2 separate regions of the Homo sapiens genome follow, and region 2 is linked to region 1. Evidence: read pairs that join two places in POLR2A ChIA-PET (ENCODE). Cell type or tissue: HCT116. All regions are shown on one strand. Each heading gives the region's core, and the rest is flanking DNA. Links, peaks and the distances in the headings are about the cores only.

Evidence for each region. Peaks named below come from ENCODE experiments on the same cell type or tissue, not always from the same donor. Only the 100,000 strongest peaks of a DNase experiment are listed, where the experiment ranks them.
Region 2: POLR2A ChIA-PET joins it to region 1 with 5 read pairs; 2 of 35 experiments call an interaction of 5 or more read pairs at or near these places.

Annotation. Positions count from the first base shown.
Region 1 is chr1:68,317,200-68,324,416 of GRCh38, reverse strand. No RefSeq gene overlaps it. Among named protein-coding and RNA genes, the nearest start is that of WLS, 88 kb to the right of the region's middle. In HCT116, for the core only: a CTCF peak has its summit at 3,129 (motif pointing right); a DNase peak (open chromatin) is centred at 3,100; H3K4me3 peaks cover 983 bases; H3K27ac peaks cover 1,586 bases.
Region 2 is chr1:68,427,428-68,434,644 of GRCh38, reverse strand. It overlaps RPE65 (retinoid isomerohydrolase RPE65), which reads left to right. Exons shown (of 14, transcript NM_000329.3): 11 at 3,060-3,174; 12 at 3,269-3,363; 13 at 3,469-3,580; 14 at 4,718-5,823. The coding sequence ends at 4,869. The region is part of intron 1 of LOC124904198 (a long non-coding RNA gene); the gene reads right to left. Among named protein-coding and RNA genes, the nearest start is that of RPE65, 19 kb to the left of the region's middle. In HCT116, for the core only: no CTCF peak of the experiment used is centred there; no DNase peak of the experiment used is centred there.

The DNA.
Region 1 (7,217 bases), core at 1,012-6,011:
CCCAGCTGTAGTCCTAGACCCCATGGAGCAGAGTAGCACTGCCCGTCAAATTCCTGCTCCCCCAGAAACATGAGATAATGGCAATAAATTGTTGTTTTAGGTCACGAAGTATTGCAGTAGTTTGTTAAGTGGCAATAGATGATGAAATACTCCACTGTGTCTCTGTGTTCTTGTTTGAAAGTGGGGATACAACAATTTTCTACCTCTTTGCATCACTGTAAGAGTTAAATGGGTTAGAACTTGTAAAGCACTTAATGCCTGGCCCAAAGTAAGTGCTTGTACATATTAGATGTTATTATTTTAAAGATGTTATTTTTTATTTCTATAGATCAAAACAATTTTGTTTTGGTGAAATTAGTGATGGCTCAGAGCTAAGGTACATGATGATCTTGATTAATAGGTCACATTGTGAATTGGATGCCTTTGGTTGACTTTTTAGTTAGCAGGACTTGATTCAGACCCTGTGTAAGTAAGGTGATCTCTTGCTGAAAATCCACGTGTCAAGGGCGAAGGAGCAACCCCTGCCCCAAATATCAACTTAATCATCTTCCTAAGGCATCTGAGCTTTGCCCTGGGCAGAGGAGAGAGGCTTCCTAGTACGCTTCCAAATGCCTCCATTTATACTGCTGTTTTTTTGCCTTTTCCATACTGGCATAATTTGACACTAACGGGAAAAAGCTCTTGAGGATGAAAACTGTTGGTCGTTTCTCCCTGTGAGCTTGGAATCCAGCTTCAGAGGAGGAGAAACACAAACATGACACTAATGGACTTCCCTTGTTCTCAGTTCTTCTCATTTCAAGACAGCAGTGCCCTTGGCCTCCGGCTCCTGGCTTCAGATCCATTAGTGCCGGGCAAATGAGCCATGTGGTTTCTCTCATCTCCTGCCCATAAACCACCACACATACCTCTCTCCTGACCCTTCCCTCTAGTTAACATTGTTTAACACACTCAAGGACACAGTTGCGGTTCTTTTATTCCTAGAAAAGCAAGACGTGCTAATGCTTCCTGTGCTGGCCACCTCGGTGGCGACTCAAAGCCACAGCCTGGGCCGTTTGATGCTTTCTATTTCGGAATGGTATTGATAGCCTGTTACTGAGTGCCTCGGTGATGAAAAGCGCCCCTGGGAACCCGCTGACACGCCTGCGTTCCTCCACTGACTCAACCTGGCACAGCAGTCACTTCACTCTCCCTGGACTTCCAGATGTTGCAAGGCCTTCTCCAGGGCAACATCAGGGCTCTGTGCCCCTGGGAGGAGGAACTGAGGGGCAGAAAAGGGATGGAGAACTCAGACACACACACAAGTATCCTAACTCACGAGGGCATTTGTGTGCTGGGCTGGATATTTAACCAGCACCTGAAGTAATGAAAAGTGTTTTGGTTTCAAAACACCAGACCTGGGTTTTAGGCCTCATTCTGCCTTATACTAGCTGTTTGAGTTTTGGTAAGCTATCTAGATCTCAGCCTGCTTATTTGTGTAATTAGCACAGAGGGCTATCCTGACAGTTGGACTAGATGGAGTTTTGCCTTTATGCAGCGGAGATCTGGAAGGGCATACAGATATCAACCATTACCAGGAAGAGCCCAGTTTTCTTGTAGCTGGGTCACAGACACATTTGGAATCCAGAGGATGCTAAAAACAGTTCAGCTGCTGTTCTCAACAGGCTGCCTTTGAGTCCACACAGAATTTACCTTCTCTGTTTCCTCCATACTTTCTTTTTCTTTTCTGTCTTCTCCCCTGGGTCCTAGTTAAGGATAGAGTCTGACCGTCCCTTTCCTCTGAGCCTGGGACAAGTTCGACTCCAGGAGCCTTCTTAGTGGAGCTCCTGAAATGAAACAAGACTCTCTTGTTGATCCTAACTGCTTCTCTTAGCAAAGCTTTGAGGTGAGATCTGAGAATGGGAAACGAGTGAGAATGGGACCACATTAAAGGGACAGAGAAGTGTACCTTGGCAAAGATTAGCACATAGTAAGTATTCAGTAATGCCCTTGCCTTTCTTTAATTTTTTTTTCACCTAGTTTTCACTTTTATTCTGTCCAGGGTAGTTCCTTGTGCTCTCAGTTCAATTTGGATGTTTTCTTATCTGGACATATCTTAACATCTGCAGATGATTTTCCAAACTTGAGGGCTTGTAAACAATTCTGAGTCAGTTGTGGTGGATCATGCCTGTAATCTCTACGAAAATATGTTGGCTTTTTTTTGTTGTTGTTGTTTGTTTTTTGTTTTGAGACAGAGTTTCGCTCTTATTGCCCAGGCTGGAGTGCAATGGCGCGATCTTGGCTCACTGCAACCTCCACCTCCCAGGTTCAAGTGGTTCTCCTGCCTCAGCCTCCAGCCTCAGCATGTGCCACCATGCCTGGCTGATTTTGTATTTTTAGCAGAGATGAGGTTTCTCCATGTTGGTCAGGCTGGTCTCAAACTCCCGACCTCAGGTGATCCGCCCACCTCGGCCTCCCAAAGTGCTGGGATTGCAGGCATGAGCCACCATGCCCAGCAAAAATATTTCTTAAAAATTAGCTGGGTGTGGTAGTGCGTGCCTGTGGTCCCAGCTACTCAGGAGGCTGAGGTGAGAGGATCCTCTGAGCCAGGGGAGGTAGAGGCTTCAGTCAGCCATGATTGCACCACTGCATTCCAGCCCAGGTGACAAAGACCCTGTCTAAAAAAAAAAAAAAAAAAATTTCTGAGTTTTTCATAATTCTTTTGTTTCTTAAAGCAAATTGGTCCAATGACTAGATTCCTCCATCACAGTTAATTAATTTTTTTCTGGTCCTTATTTCTAATATCTGGGGTGGATTTCCACTGATATAAAGAAAGCTGAAGACAGATCCCAAAATTCACTATGCCCCTGAAATTCTATTTTGTATCTAGAAAAATCTAAAATCCTTCAGTGCTCTAGAGTTTCAGTTTAAGAAAGCTCTCAGCCAGTGACTATACAGGGACAAATATAGAACAATGACAGCAATTACCAGGACACTGCCCCACTGACAACATAAAAAAGTAATGTCATAAACCTATGGACACAAACCAGTTTTATGTCAAGGAGCCCCGACTCCAGGGTTCTTCTGTAAAGCAGGAGAGGGCCATTAAGCCCTGGGCTTAGCCAGACATCCTCATCCATGGGCCAGGGTGAGCCGCCAGAGGGCAGAGCCGTGGCAGCAGCAAGACAGCTAGCCAGCACACTCCGCAGCTCCTGCAAATATTTAACTAAATCTTCATTCTAACTCTCCAACCGACTAAATGTGTGACCTTGGGCAAGTTGCTTAAGCTCCCATGTCTCAGTTTTCCTCACGTGTAAAATTAATAAAATCTAGGCCAGGAAGTGTTATGGAAGTTAAATGAATTTATACATATAAAACTCTCAGAATGATGCCAAGCAAATAACAAATAACATATAAGTGTTTTCTGGTATTACTGTTGTTCTCATCAACTATTTTGATTACATTTTTAAAAAATAGTCTTTCTTCTAAGCTAACACAATTTAAAATTGGAGGTTCGCACAAGTCAGTCTCTTCCTTGTCTTTCCTAACTTATTCATAGATTTTATTATTATTATTATTATTTTAGAGATAGGGTCTCATTATATTGCCCAGGCTAGCTTTGAACTCCTGGGCTCAAGTGATCCTCCAGCTCAGCCTCCTGAGTAGCTAGGACTACAGGTATGCCCCAACAAACCCGGCTTTTGATTCATAGATTTTTTTTTTTAAAGTCGATTCCAATTTCCCATTCCCCATGTGTTGTATAGGGTGTCAGCTGGGAGCGTGCAAGTCTGAGGGCTTCAGGCTTTGCCACTGTGTGACCTGGGGCAAGGCACCTGGCCATCTGCTCCTCCCTTTTCTCCCATATGAAGTGGAAGGCTCATGCTAGGTTACCTGTGGAATCAATTCAGCCCTCAGGCCAGGAGAACAGCAGGGCTCCTTCAGTGCTGCATCCCTGTATTTCTCTTTCACTCCAGATTCCAAGCAAGGCTGAAGGCAGCCTATTTTCAAACTGCTCAACTCTCTCAAGAGAGGAAGAAAACCTGCCTTCAAACATAGCTCGCTGACTTTCCCCAAGATAAGCAACCCCCTTCCCAAGACTCTCTGATTATCAAACATGTCAGCAGTATTCTAAGAATCCTGTATAAAATAAGCAAACCAGTCCTCCGGGAAGACCTGAGGGACTGCTTTGAACAAGGGAAATGAACCTTAATGCATAAATGGATACATCCTCATTAAGCTGCAGATGCCAGGAATCACTGGGATGCTGACCCCTGTGCGGGAGGTACTGCACCTCTGCAGGTGGCAGGGTCACCAAGGAGCATAATTCTCTACCCCCTGCAGAATACTTGCCTGGAATATCTTTATATTCTCCGGGTGATGCCTGTAGAATTTTTTCTTTCTTTCCTTTAATCTCTCCTTCCAAAGTAGTCTCGAGCCCCTGCTATGCGCCAGAGACTGTGCTTACTGACAGTTACATAAGGAAGATTAAGACATGCTTCTTGCTTTCAAAAAATTCACACATCAGTAGGAAAAACTAAAATGTAAAGAATTCTATAACACAATGCCAGGCTAAATCTGGTTCCCCTGTTAACACTCTAATAGCACTTAGTACTTTCCTTTTCTATCACTTATCACAAGTTGGTAAATGCACTTGTATATTCCATTAATTAATATCTTACTTCTGCCAACCCCCCTCTCACATTGTAGACTGTGACTCCTTGAGCTAATATATACTTAGTAATTATTATATACCAGACACTGTCTTAAGTGCCTTATATATATTATCTTTCAATCTTCACAACTACTTTAAGAAGAATATACTAATATTCTTATTTTACAAATGAGGAAACCAAGACAGTAACGTGCCTGAGGTCACACAGCTGGTAAGAGTCAGAACCAGGTCTTAAACAAAAGCGGTCTGGCTTCAAATCTCTGTTCTCAGCTCTCTATTAAAGGGAAGATATCAAGACTCTTTTAAAGGTGATGGATAAGTAGGTGATACAGCCTAGAAAGATTTCCTTCTAAAATTGTTAAATTTCAATAATGTAGGTAAGCTTCCTTTGTCTGGAAAATCCATTCATATGGAACTCCTTAATTCCTACTATCAAACCCAATTTAGGCTTTGTGTATACAAAATATAAAGAAGAACAGGAGATAAATGGTGGCACTTAGATCAGAAAAAAAGAATATTTATTGCAAAACAAGTCTATGTGTATTGAAAAATACTGTTATCCTAAAAGCAAAAGGCTATATATTGTCATTTCTCTGACTTGATCTAAATTTAAGATTATGAAAGCCAAAGAAAATTGATCAACTATTTCCTAAAGAAAGAGACCCACCTCCACTGCTGTAATAATCCAATTCATTAACCCATGGACAGCAGGCACTTCTCTGGTAGACGCTTGTTATCATCTCATCAACTAAAAATGCAAATGTCTGTTAAAAATAAATGAGATTGGCAGCTGGGCATGGTGGCTCACACCTGTAATCCCAGCATTTTGGGAGGCCGAGGCGGGTGGATCACCTGAGGTCGGGAGTTCGAGACCAGCTTGACCAACATGGTGAAACCCCGTCTCTACTAAAAATACAAAATTAGCTGGGTGTGTGTGGTGGTGCATGCCTGTAATCCCAGCTACTAGGCAGGCTGAGGCAGGAGAATCACTTGAACCCAGGAGGCAGCGGTGGCAGTGAGCCGAGATCACGTCATTGCACTCCAGCCTGGGCAACAAGAGTGAAACTCTGTCTCAAAAAAAAAAAAAGAGATTGGCTGGGCATGGTGGCTCACACCTGTAATCCCAGCACTTTGGGAGGCCGAGGCAGGTGGATCACTTGAGATCAGGAGTTTGAGACCAGCCTGGCCAACATGGTGAAACCCTGTCTCTACTAAATATACAAAAATTAGTTGGGTATGGTGGCAGGCACCTATAATCCCAGCTACTCAGGAGGCTGAAGCAGGAGAATCGCTTGAACCCAGGAGGTGGAGGTTTCAGTGAGCCAAGATAGTGCCACTGCACTCCAGCCTGGGTGACAGAGCGAGACTCTGCCTCCAAAAATAATAATAATAATTTTTAAAAATGAGGTTCCTTAATGCATCCGTGTAATTTAAAGACATATTAGATTTCTAAACTGTTTAATTGTTCTGTGCCTTTTAAAAGTATAACATGAAGACTTTTTGTCTTGATGTGTTAAATTCTTGTTTGTAGTTTAAAGCCTGACATGACACCAGTTAGGTTTAAACCCTGGCTCTCTTACTAATTATCTACGTAGATGTGGGCTGTTGGTCCAGTTTAGTTAACTGCAAAATTAGAAGACTGAATTAAATGATTTGTAAGATTCTTTTGTCCTCCCCTAACATATTGAAATTTGAAAACTTTGTTTATATCTTTGTATGATGCTTTATTTCCATTCAATAATGTTAGAAAATATTCATGTTTGACTCCAGTTTAAATTCTTTCCATGAGCATTTACTGTAATAAAAACAATTAAATTCACTTAGAAAATAAATTGGAGTTAGGCTCAGTGTTCAACAAAGGAGTCTGGTTCGCAAAGCATCAACACACAGGACAAGGACATCTGTTGTAGAGATTATTGGTGTTTACAAATACCAGTGTTCTGCTTTTCTTCTGGGCACATGGCTGGAGCACATCTTGCAATTAGTTGAGACCATGTGTCTGAATTTCAGCCAATGGAATATGAACCTACATGGCATGTGCCACATCTATGCCTGAAATGTTAAAAATGTCCTTCATGCAGTCCTGGTTCTCCTTTCCTACCCACTAGCTAAGTGGACAGAATTTGAAAAATGGAGAGAAGAGCAGAGACACAAGACAAAAGGAGCCTGGGCTCCCGAATGACCACATGGAGCAGAATCCTTCTGCAGGCCTTTACTGGATTGCCATGAGAGAGAAAAAGACGTTTATTACGTTAAAATACTGAATTTGAGGCACTAGCCTATTCCGACCTTTTAGAGTTTTATCCAGGTGAAATTGGGTTAAAATGAGCATCTAATTCGATCTTGAAGGAAGGCAATCTCACAAAATGGTTAGTCTGCGAAGTGCCACATTTGTGATGGGCATCTTGCAGCATGCAGCCCTGTGAATCTTGTGACACTACTTTCTAATACCCTATTCTGTCTGTCATTATACACAGGTCACCCTAGTTTTGCCAATGCACTTGCTGCACTTCCAGCACCTCTCTACAGCACTTCACTTTCTCCTCTTCCTACCCAAGTTCTTCCTCGG
Region 2 (7,217 bases), core at 1,242-6,241, 110 kb before region 1:
ATATTAAACATAGACATAGACATTTGTACTTATTGTATGCATGTACATAAATATGCATACATGTGCACACCCCTCGCTTCTTCCCAGCATCACCACTAAGTACCTCGAGTCCCTTATTTCACAAAATCTTGCAGAATCTTCTCCTCTATTGGCTCCCACCTCCCATCCTTTCCCTATTCTGAAAATCTTCCACTATTTACTTTTAATTCTTAGTCCACCACCAGAAAAAATCTCCTGTCTTCTCTTCTTAGAATGTTGCCTTCAACCTCCTTTTTTAACCAAAATCTGGCTCTCTCCCCTAAGGACACTGGTCTCCCCAACAGTAATTTCCAGGGGAATCAGTTTCTCCTCTGTACAGGGTACAGCCCTTTTACCACTTGGCCTGGAGTTGGGGTAGAGGTCCTTCTTCTTTGCTGCTTTCAGATCATTGTTCCCTCTATTCACCCTTAAAATTCCCTAAGTTTTCATCTCATTTTATCTAATCATATAGCCAAGTGATGTATATGTGTGTGTGTGTGTGTGTGTGTGTATATATATATATATATATATATATCCCTCATGCCCTCGACTTTGCCACTACTTAAGACTATACTCCTTCCATAATCTGTTTCATGCATGACCCACTCTGACCTTTTATCTTTCAACATCACTTGCCCTACTGCAATTTCCACCAGGAACTTCCAATCCATTGAACACAGTACTTTCTCACTCTCTCTCACTACGTTGAGGATTTACCTTCTCTCCTCACTCAATTTAAGCTTTACAGTCAATAATTACAAACACTTTCTCATGTAGACCTTCCTTTCCCTTGCCTCTTTCTTACCTTATCAAAGTCATTTGTCAAAATCACAACCCTAGTTAAATTCAGCTCTCCACCCCCTCCATGCTTATACCTCTGAGGCTGAACTAAGTGCAGACAACACACAATCATGTTAATTGGTTCCATTTTAGATGCATGACCACAAATCTTTCTGCTACATTTCCCGGCTTCACTTACTCTCTCACTTTGCTAGTTAAATATTCCACACCCTCCTCTCTTTAAACTTTTACCACCTCCCACTTCCCGCCTCCACACTCAGATGCAGCTGATGGCTATGTTTTCTTTTTCTCTGAAACAAATGAAAGAAATCAGAAAGGAACCATAGACTTGCCAGCACATCTACCCACCCACCAGCATCTGTACTCATATACTGAATTATCCATCTTCCTATCCAGAGCTGATCTCTTTCATCCTCCTTCACATTCTCAGGGAAATCACTCTCCCAATTCTCCCCATCTTTCCTAGATCACCACTCTCCTACCCTTTTCGATGGATCATTTTTGTCAGGCTCTTACAAAATCCTTCTCTTGACATTTTTGCCCCAACCAGCTACCTTCTCATTCCTCGTCTTGTTGGAGGGCCTTGGTTCCCCTATCTTCCATTTATACACTCACTCGTTGTTAAATATTCATGCCTTATTCATTTACATTTTTAGCTTTCTCTTAAACTCAAGGTTCTTACCTGCTAGCGCCAGCTCCACATCTGCATTTGGATGCCCAATAGACATCTCAAGTCTAATAAGACAAGACTTGAACTTCTCATCTTCCCCCACCAAAAATTTACTCCACCTGTAGTTCCTATCTTTGTTGTGACATCAACATTGTACAGGTCAAACACCTTGGTGTTATGCTTGATGCCTCTCTTACTTTCATGCCTCTTCCTCGTCCCATATCCTATTTAACAGGAAATCTTCTTGACTCTGTCCTCCACTTCTTCCACTTCTCACTGACTGCAATGCTACTGGCCTAGTGTGAACCATTGTTTTCTTTCAACTAGACTACTACAAGACAAACTGGTTTCCCTGATTCCACTCTTGGATCCTCCCTACTAACAAGGCTACCCTAAAAATAAATCATAGCATCTCACTCCTGTGCTGAAAACCCTCCAATGGCTTCCCATCACTCACTCACAGAGAAAGATCAAGTCCTCATAATGACCTACGAGGCTTTGTACAGCCTGGCTCGTGACCTCCCCACCTTCCTTTCTTATTCTCTCCCCTAGCTCAGTTGATAGAATCCACACTGGACTCTTTGATGCTCCTCAAACACACTCAGCATCCTCCTCCCTCAGGCCTTTGCACAATTTGTTCTCTTAGCGTGAACACTCTTCCCCAGATATCTGCATTGCTAATTCTCTCATCTTCTAAGAGTTTTGTCTCCTCTGCCACCTGTTCAAAGAGACCTACCCGAACCATCTATTCAAATTTTAACCGCTTACCCTTCACGTTTCTGATCTTTTTTCCTCTATTCTATTTTTCCCCCACATTTGTGGTATATTATAAAATTTATTAATTATATTTATTGTATATCTCCTTGAACTAGAATGTAGGCTTCATGAGGACAGGGACTTCACTCTCCAAAACATCCTGAATGCCAAGAATAGAGTCTAGAATAAAATATGTAATCAAGTATTTGATGAAATTATTAATAAGTAGATATGTTAGAAAAATCTCATGGTATTTCATAAAATAATCAGAAAAATCATGTGTGTGTGACAAGAGATCTTAGGAAACATATGGTCCAGCGTTTTTTTTTTTTCTTTTTGTCAACATAACTGTAAGGATTTTTTTTTTCAAGCAAAATCAAAACATATTCTACGTGTGAACGAAATATACATTCTTTCATCCCTCAGGCAGTCGAAGTCTTTGTTGTTCTGCAGAAAAACATTAATTATTATTATTATTGGTTTTGAGATTTTTGTTTGGTTTTTGTTTTTTTGTTTTTCAGAGGCCTTTCTTTGGAGCCCTAAATTTTCTTCAAGGATGGTCTCATTTTACTGAAGAGAAAATTGATGGCCTAAGAGGTTATGTGACTTTCCCAGTGATACATAGCCAGTGACTGACACAGGCACAGATAGCTTGCCCAGTCGCGTCCCAGGGTCCCTCATCTATAGCTTCCTGCAGTTCCTCCCTGCATGTTGACCTAAAAAAGAACTTAGGAGCCAAGACTTAAGAACTCTGCATTTCTGGCTGTTTGAATTCTTTCCTGCTCACTGAGGTTTCTGTTATCTTCTCTCCTAGGCTGACACAGGCAAGAATTTAGTCACGCTCCCCAATACAACTGCCACTGCAATTCTGTGCAGTGACGAGACTATCTGGCTGGAGCCTGAAGTTCTCTTTTCAGGGCCTCGTCAAGGTGAGATGATCTAGAGAAAACTTCACACGGGAGTGAACAAATGTTTCTTTCAAAGAGATTAAGAGTTTTCCTAAGCATGTGCTCTATTTCGTAGCATTTGAGTTTCCTCAAATCAATTACCAGAAGTATTGTGGGAAACCTTACACATATGCGTATGGACTTGGCTTGAATCACTTTGTTCCAGATAGGGTAATTAATCCTTCTTACTAATATTTGAACAGTGCTTTGAGTATATGCTAGTCAAGTAAAGCATATTGACTGATTGCTTGATTGATTTTTCTTTCTCACAAACAGCTCTGTAAGCTGAATGTCAAAACTAAAGAAACTTGGGTTTGGCAAGAGCCTGATTCATACCCATCAGAACCCATCTTTGTTTCTCACCCAGATGCCTTGGAAGAAGATGATGGTAATGAAAGCAATTGTTGTGTCTGAATACTCTTCTTACTGCAGTTCTGTATGTTAGTTCGTTAGGAAAGGAGTAAGGTTGATTATTCCGTAATACTCAAAAACGATCCTTAATACTATAAATAGAGCAGTACTGAAGAATTAAAACTATTTGAAAAGAATTTTCATCTTTTGATCAGGTCTTGTTGATTACCAGTAGAAAAAAATGTCAAAGCACCATTTGGTGTCACGATGGAGCATCAATGTCTGCTCTAGATGAGGGAGAGAAGGAAGAAAAAATGGCAACATGAATTCCAGGTTTTTGCCTTCCCTGACGAAGACATATTTCTAAAAAAATAGCAATTCTAAGAAGGGAAGCTAAGTATTATAGCAGATACAAGAGAATGAGAAGGCAGGTCTGTGAATAGTTTTCATTTGTTCTTTCGGTAAGCTAGGGCTTGAAAAAAGACCCAGAGCCACACCAGCAACTCAGATACAGCAACTCAAATTACAAATCAGCAGTGTTAGTTAACTGCTTCTCAGCTGGGACAGGGAGATAGATTACACTCTATGGGATTAAAATATGGAAAACTAAGAGAAATGAGATAAAGAATTGTGGAGCCATTTCACACTAAATGATTTTATATATCCAGTCGAAGCTGTAAAAGATTTGTTCTCATTTTGTTCGAAGGAAGTCAGCTTCCAGATCGATCTTAGAAACCATACATATGATATATCTTACTGCTTTCAAAGTCTTTTAATACACACTTTTCATGTGATCATCACAGTTTTTACAGTATGTACAGCAGGTGCTATATTTGTATGTTACAGATAAGAACAGATCCATTTATTCAGTGAGTATTTAATGAGTACCTACTACGCTGTAGTCATTGTCATAGAATATTGAGATATAGCAGTGAGCAAGACAGACAAGACTCTCCCTTCTTAGAGCTTACAGTGTAGGTAGGGTACATAAAGAGTTTAAAAGACCTCTTTAGGTGGTCTCATGCCAGGTGGTACAAGAGTCAGAAAAAGAAGTCAGGTCATATGGTTTTCTATATTTGTCAATGTAATACCTCCTATATTATTTCAATGACATTCAATCTATAGCTTGGGCTTTTAAAAACTCAATATTGCCTAATTTACTTCTGATAAACAGGTGTAGTTCTGAGTGTGGTGGTGAGCCCAGGAGCAGGACAAAAGCCTGCTTATCTCCTGATTCTGAATGCCAAGGACTTAAGTGAAGTTGCCCGGGCTGAAGTGGAGATTAACATCCCTGTCACCTTTCATGGACTGTTCAAAAAATCTTGAGCATACTCCAGCAAGATATGTTTTTGGTAGCAAAACTGAGAAAATCAGCTTCAGGTCTGCAATCAAATTCTGTTCAATTTTAGCCTGCTATATGTCATGGTTTTAACTTGCAGATGCGCACAATTTTGCAATGTTTTACAGAAAGCACTGAGTTGAGCAAGCAATTCCTTTATTTAAAAAAAAAAGTACGTATTTAGATAATCATACTTCCTCTGTGAGACAGGCCATAACTGAAAAACTCTTAAATATTTAGCAATCAAATAGGAAATGAATGTGGACTTACTAAATGGCTTTTAATTCCTATTATAAGAGCATATTTTAGGTACCTATCTGCTCCAATTATATTTTTAACATTTAAAAACCAAAGTCCTCTACACTTGATTTATATTATATGTGGCTTTGCTGAGTCAAGGAAGTATCATGCAATAAGGCTTAATTACTAAATGTCAAACCAAACTTTTTCTCAAACCAGGGACTATCATCTAAGATTAATTACAGTAATTATTTTGCGTATACGTAACTGCTCAAAGATTATGAATCTTATGAATGTTAACCTTTCCGTTTATTACAAGCAAGTACTATTATTTCTGATTTTATAATAAGAAAATCTGTGTTTAATCAACTGAGGCCTCTCAACCAAATAACATCTCAGAGATTAAGTTATATATTAAAAGCTTATGTAACATAAAAGCAAGTACATATAGTAGTGACTATATTTAAAAAAACAGCATAAAATGCTTAAAAATGTAATATTTACTAAAATCAGATTATGGGATAATGTTGCAGGATTATACTTTATTGCATCTTTTTTGTTTAATTGTATTTAAGCATTGTGCAATCACTTGGGAAAAATATTAAATTATTAACATTGAGGTATTAATACATTTTAAGCCTTTTGTTTTTAAATTTCTTTTCTTCCAGAGATTGTTTAAAAATAAATATTGACAAAAATAATGTTTTATATCTTAATTCTAGTATCTGTTTTATGCTTGAAAGCATTACAGATCATGATACCTAAGATGATCAGCATGGTGTTTGACTAGGTAAAAATAGGTTGAAGGAACAGACTGACCAGGGTACCTGATGTATCCATTTGATCTTTATTTAGATAAGATGGAAACTCATTTTTTAAATTACAAATACTCAGTAAAGCATACTTTTCAAAGAATAACTAAAAATACAAAAAAGTAGAAATTGTAAAGTAAAATCATACAGAGCTCATCTAAGTTCAACTGCTCTTAAGATTTGGGTACTGGTCTTTTTCTTCTTTTCTATTCCTGTAGATTTTTTTTATGTAATCATTATTTTTCCATCAGTAATTACTAGATAGAACTAAAAATCTCAAAACAGAAAGAGAATGCCAGGGAACTGCATGGAATATGTCACTGTAGATAAATATCAATCCATTGGTTCCTGTCTCTAGACATGATATATGAACAGAATTCCACAAAGAAAACTATTTTTCTATTTTTTAAAAAATGTAGAAAATTAATTACTGAAAAATTACTAAGTTTTAGACTTAATGTCTTCAAATTAAAAAAAAAAATTCCTACAATTCCACTTCCTACCCTTGCCAATCAATGATTCCCTGGCTTCTTCCCATTCATTTTTTATGAAGCAAGTCTCACAATTCAAGGTGACCATATCTCCTCCTGCTGTACGATCCCCTTTAGAGATCACCAATGTGTGAAGAAAGGAAAGAGGCAAATCTACGATAACATTTGGCTAATACCATTTCACCATCATTGGCATTCTCAATTACAATTATCACTACAATTAGAGCAAGGAGACTTAGGAGCTACTTTTCAAGTGCAAGATAGAATATAAGCTTTAAAAACTTAAATTAGAATAAGAGATATTTAAGTTATGTGGGAGAGATTAACTCGTAAATTCGGACTTTCTAGGAAACACCTACTCCTCTGAGCGATCTAGAGAATTATGTCCCATCTATACAAAAGAAAATCTGTTTTCAGAAAAATAACTCAATTGAATTAATATAAATTAACCTGTTAATAAGTAGTTATTTTTAAATAACAAGCTGTTTGAAGCCTATTTTTTCTTCCATTTTTGGTGCCTTATATTTGCCACAGCCAAGACGAAAAGATAATAAAATCTTTGACATAATATCATCAAGGGGTAATCAGTAACTGATAACTGCCTCATGGCAGATAATCTAGACAGTCCCTGTCCTATATTCTAAAGCAGAAAAGACCAACAGACATCAAAGGGAGTCTGTCTTCCAAGGATTCTATGGCAGTATTACTCCATCATCCCACAGTCTGGCTGAGGAGCTAAATGCAGTATTTTCTTCTGTTCAGCCTAATAGGAAGAGTATCAATGATTAGAGA